Regions from separate parts of the Mus musculus genome. Here region 2 is linked to region 1. Evidence: chromatin loops called from intact Hi-C (ENCODE). Cell type or tissue: left cerebral cortex. All regions are shown on one strand. Each heading gives the region's core, and the rest is flanking DNA. Links, peaks and the distances in the headings are about the cores only.

What was found. A loop is a pair of places that touch in the nucleus more often than their neighbours do. Peaks named below come from ENCODE experiments on the same cell type or tissue, not always from the same donor. Only the 100,000 strongest peaks of a DNase experiment are listed, where the experiment ranks them.
Region 2: a loop joins it to region 1, with 2.7 times the contacts of the local background. A loop is called at or near these places in 19 of 42 quality-filtered maps.

Annotation. Positions count from the first base shown.
Region 1 is chr14:29,441,602-29,444,523 of GRCm38, forward strand. The region is part of intron 4 of Cacna2d3 (calcium channel, voltage-dependent, alpha2/delta subunit 3); the gene reads right to left. Among named protein-coding and RNA genes, the nearest start is that of Cacna2d3, 280 kb to the right of the region's middle. In left cerebral cortex, for the core only: a CTCF peak has its summit at 1,701 (motif pointing left); a DNase peak (open chromatin) is centred at 1,711.
Region 2 is chr14:29,136,055-29,138,976 of GRCm38, forward strand. All of the region lies in intron 13 of Cacna2d3 (calcium channel, voltage-dependent, alpha2/delta subunit 3), which reads right to left. Among named protein-coding and RNA genes, the nearest start is that of Lrtm1, 120 kb to the left of the region's middle. In left cerebral cortex, for the core only: no CTCF peak of the experiment used is centred there; a DNase peak (open chromatin) is centred at 1,148.

The DNA.
Region 1 (2,922 bases), core at 178-2,677:
TCACAAACTTGCATATTTAAGTTCACGGCAAAATTTGCTTGGGGCTTGAAAATCTTTTCATATTTCCTGACAAATGACACAGGAAGTTGTTGTACAGCTGTAAGACATTTTGTATTAAATACGGTTAATTCATACTGTAGAGAAAGGAGGAGGAGCTTTGTATTTTCCTACTTCCATGTGACCCCACCCCCCCCTCAAGTCTCAACCCTCAGAACTGTCAAGTAGACACTTAGGGGACATCCATTGCCTGATTTTCTAAACAGAATGACAGGACATTCATAATCAGGAGTCTTGGGCCTTATCTTTCCAACAACTGCAGAATCTAACCTTCCCCTGCTTACACTATCTTTATTTCATGGCTGCTGCCTTTTCTGCAATATAATGGAATCCACCAATGACTACTTGACAATTATCTCAAAGGAGTGCTACAGAAATATCCAGGTGCACTGTGTAAGATAACTATTTCCCATCTAAGGGGGTTCATACTGCAAGGTGCCAAGATAATGGGGACTGGGACTCTGCAAACTGCCATTTGATACCCAGTTGGTGACAGGACACTGATATGGTTAGAAGCCCCAGGACACCCCAAGTCTCCTTTCTGTTAAATAAATCTCAGAGCAGCAGAGAAGCCTGGAACATCTCTCACAGATGCACTCCCTTGTTGGAATCTCCCCCATAAAGGCAAGCTCTAGAGCATATACCAGGTCTAGCACAGAGACCCTGCCTCCAGAAGGTCCCTGCTCTCCCAGCCAATCAGGTGATGTGATTTCTGAGAACCAAGAGTCATAAGAAAAATAAAGGAAACCGCTTGCCGCTGTAATATTTACAAGAGAACTTTCCATGGGTCTCAAGCTTGGCTGGAAATTAGTTTTAGGACTTTTTTTTTTTTAACTTGATTAAAGCTAACCTTACTCCCTTTTAACATTCCTTTTAAAATCTGAGGGACCCATCCCATATTAGCCATGCTCTAGGGGAAAAAATGTAGCTCATTAGGGGTGGAAATCTGTAACAGCTGCCAGTCTTTGTGCTTTTGTTGTCCTTGTCTGGCCCAGAATTTATTCTGTATATGAAAGAAGACCTGCCCCACAAACCCACATGGAACCGCCCCTCCTACCAGGAGAGCTTTCCGCTAGTCTGCTTCTAAGTGAGGATGGCTGGGACCTTAACAGGCATCTGATCCCCACTGTTGGGGGCAAATCCTCAAAACTCAAATGCTAAGGATAGATATTTCCTTTCCCAAAGTAAACGGGGCATAAATCTGCGAGAGGAAAATCAACTGTACCAGATGAAGGAAATCTAAAGGAACTGCAGAAGTTTTGTGAAGACATGCTGACCAAATGCGTCAAGGAAACAAAGCCCAAGGAGGTTCACCCTGAAAAAAAAAATCAAGGAATGGAGCAACAAAGAGATGGATGGTTTAAATAAGACGGACTTTTTTTATCTTCCTCCTTCTAATTATTTATGTTTACAAATTCACAGAGGTAGAAAGATCTTGGAAGGGAGAAATAATGTCCATTTGAATAACACAAGAGAATGTCAAACGTGAGGAGGTAAAGGGAAGAAGTATGTGGAAGTAGCCTAACCTTTTTAAGCACATAAAAAGAAAAAGGAAAAAGAAAAAGGGGGTGGAAAAAAAAAAAAAAAAAAAAAAAAAAAGTCTCGACTGCATTGGTGTGAATCATCAGCGCCATCTAGTGGATCTCGGGAGTATGGTGCCAGGCCGCAGCTTAAATTCAAATTAGATCTCAGACCTCAGTGTCTCACCCTATCTTAACATTTTATTGCTTGCAGAAGAAAACTAGGTGACCTCCATTTAGTTTAATTTAATAAGTCTGCTCGAGTTTAGTCTGAAGATACGGATATGAAAGAATCCGTTAAGTTGCTTAGTCAACCTGGCAAAGATCACCCTCACCAGGGACCTGGGAATGCAGAAGTGTTGTCTGCGCTGAGACCTGGGTTGTATAAAGCTGCATTGTTGCTTGGATTGATTTAATTCCAGTGTAAGAAGAAAGGGCTGCACGGTAAACAAACACTGAGGTAGTAATTACGTGACCATGGCCAATGCCACTCCAGTCCTGTCAGGCTCATTATACCTCCGACATTTTTCAAAACGACTTGACATTTTTTCTGCATGACATGTTTTGGGCTGGATACAGTAAAAACAGCTGGTTGCCTCCTGCTGCCTGGACCATCCAGCACTGGGGAAGTGAAGAACTCTTAGCCTGGCTACAGGGGCTCTGTGGACCTGCAGGAGATGCTGTGGGGGTCACAGTGCCATACAGGAGGCCAGAGCACACGGGAGGGTGGGAGGGTGGTCAGGGATTTTGTATTCTTCCACTGTTGAGAACTGAAGGCACATATCCACTACACCCGCTCTTTGTGCCTCTGAGACTTATGGAATAACTGATTCCCCCACCCACCCCCACCCCCACCCCCATCCCAGGCCCAGGTAAGTAACCTGGAGTCTTGTCTAGAGGCTGAACTTCCTGGTGGCAAGGGGACACATCCCAAATTCCTGACTCTACATACAAACAGGGTTGCCAGACTCAGCAAATAAAGGTGTAGGATGCATAATAAATATAACTTTTTTAAGACCGATGAAGCGAGTGGTTCAGTAGAGAAGGTGCTCACCACTAAGCCTGAGCTGAGTTGAATCTCAAAGACTCATATGGTGGAAGGAAGAATCAACTCTTTTTTTTTATTATGTATTTTCTTCATTTACATTTCCAATGCTATCCCAAAAGTCCCCCATACCCTCCCCCCACCTCCCCTACCCACCCACTCCCACTTCTTGGCCCTGGCGTTCCCCAACAATCAATTCTTAAAATTGTCCTGAGACCTCCACATGTCAGGGCATAATATGTCCCCATAGACATATACAATATATGCAAAATATGTGAATATTAAAAACTTACTTATAAT
Region 2 (2,922 bases), core at 169-2,668, 310 kb before region 1:
ACCCAGATGAATTCCCAGCACCCACATGAAGGCTCATAACCATCTGTCACTTCAGTCCTTAAGGGACCTGACATCCTCTTCTGACATCCAAGGGCACTTCATACATGTGGTACACAGGCACGCATGCAAACAAAACAGCCATGCACATAAAACATAAAAGTAACCAAAAGAAATCTCACCTTCCACAAAAATCAGACACCAAAAATAAATGGACTTAACTGAAAATGTGTTCTTTATGAATAATTCAACTCCTTAGCACATTTACATATAACAAATAACAAGATCAATACTGACCCTAATAAAATGTTAGTATAATTTAAAAGACACATTAAACTTCTCACTAAAAATGTATATTATTGGGCCAGTGAGATGACTCAGTGGGCAGACACACTTGCACACGGTGTCCTGATGACTTCAGACTGACGCCCAGTTCCCACAAGGTGGCAGGTGAGAAATGACTCAGGAGTTATCATCTGAACTCTGCACACATGGGGTAGCATACAGATGCCTAAATCACACACACACACACACACACACACACACAGAGAGAGAGAGAGAGAGAGAGAGTTAGTTCTTTTCTATAGAGTTATAGAAGCTCTTTATTGTTTTTGCCTTGGAACATCAGTGAATGTATTCTATATTACAGTCACGTTTTCCCAATACCAGTTTTCCTGGGGCCTAGAGGAAGTCTCTGGGAGATGCTGGCTTGCAATGACTAATAGCAAAATTTACAAATGTGGAGTCTATATACTCTAAGATAGGCCAATAGCTGAGGGCTCTGAATACATCCTAAAATTTCCAAGATGCTCCTAGAATACAAACATGATTGTCTACATTCTGCAAGTGGCAGGACAGATTGAGTCCAAAACCTCATTTTGGCCTGGTATCACAATCAAGTTTTACAAACAAAAATCCAGTCGGCAGTCCCTCAAAAATAACTTTAGTCACCTACTAATGGGCAAACAAGGGAACACACAGTAAGGCTAATAATGAAATCGTCTGCTTGCCCAAGGCCTGCAAGGGAACTGTGTCCTGCTCACCAGCCTACCGATGTGAGACTGCTGGACTACTGCAGGTTGATTTGGGTCACGTCTGGACAGGAGAAGCCTGTTAACATGCTGGGACTGCTCTGTCTCTCACGCTGCACTTTCCTCCCCCTCCCTATAAGGCTGGGGTTTGGCAGTCCTCAAAGCACACTTTGCCAAACACATGTTCCTTTAATTTGAAATCCGTGTGTATTTTCAGTGGAATTTTTTTCTTATGGTCTTGATTAATTCACAATTAAATCGTGAGTCAGAATAACTTCTATCCAATGTCTGTGTCTCCCGGTGCCTTCTTACCATTCCGCGGGAGGGTCTCTCACTGGACAAAGCCCTGTCTTATCAGCGGTACTTGGACACAGAGCTCACTAGGCAAATGTGCTTCTCCAGTTTCATCTGAGAGCTATGAGGATCCAGATGCAACAAACTGAATGCAACCAGTCTGCTTAAATATGTACATATATATGTCTCAGGTACAATGGAAGAATCCTTGTCTGACCAAATTAGATAAACTCACTAAGGCTTCCTTCCTAGCCTGAATCAGGCTAGACCAATCCATTGAGTCCTTTCAAAGGTGAAACAAATGAATAGTCTTTTATCGCTAGGTTTCTGATTAGGGTCACTGTGGAGTGACTAATACCAGATAAACCTGACACAATAAGAAAGTTGGATGGAGTACAAGACACACATGCTTCCTAGCCAACAATTCACATAGACTGTGATACTCAGACAAGGCCCATGAGGCAAGCTCTAGTCCCTTTACAGGAACCATTTATAAGAGCGCCGAGGTTGAAGGAGGAGCACGAGAACTTGGCTGGCTGCGTGCGTGTGATGGAGAATAACTAAATCAGAGATCACCAGAGGAACTGTACAGCAGGGTTTGTGGTGTAGAGTCGTGAAAGAAGAGGGTCATGCAGAGAAAGATCTCCAGACCTTTTAAGTCACCCTTGTTCACTTAAAAATGACATGGGTGTGACTAAAACAGCGCATGCTGAGCCTCCAGTGACACTCTGAAGTCTTACTTTTCAACCTGCAGGAGCAGAAAACTTGCTGTATTGCCTGATATTAACACTAGGAACCTAGGAAACCATGTGGCTTGTTCTAAAACTGAACTGGTGTTAGAATGAGTGAGCCACCATAGTTGTCCAATCAGAGCCTAAGAAGACCAGTACTTTAATAAATTAAGTGACTGACAGAAAAAAATAATAAACAAAAACACCCTTAATGCTTCTTAAGGGAGGACAAAGCCAATGCATTCCAAAAGCCCAGTGCCTATTCCTTTCCTTTTATCTCTAGCTGCTAAACACTACTGGCTCTGGAGACAGGAAAATAGGCCTCTCCAGGGAATAAACAGCTGATTAATATTTAGATATAAAAATAGAAAGTGATGGGATCATCACACATGGACTTGAAAATAGCAAATGCAAACATCAAATGTTTCAAGGAAAACATGAATGAAAACACAGAGACCTAGAATTCGGTAGTGAAAACAGTCTCTGTTTTAACAAAAACAAAGCAGTGCACTGTGTGGTTTATGACACGGACGGAGGTAAACGGTGAGCTAGCAAGGCAGATAAGATGGAGGGTGGCGGGTGTCCTACTGTCTGCTGGCCCACCTACAGGAAAGTCCACCATGGGGGTTAGAGACGCAAAGGATTACCAGATACCACTCAGAGGATGCACTACGTAGAAATAGAAGCTGGCATGGTGGACTTACATCCTAGAGTTCAGAGAGGAGAGGCAGGAATATCAGGCCACCTGAGACCCTGACTGAAAAACAATGATAACAAACAACAACAACAAAGACAGGAAAAAAAAAAGAACAGACAACCAAAGTGTACAAATATATGCTCGTGTGTTGATCTTTGTAATTATATATGCC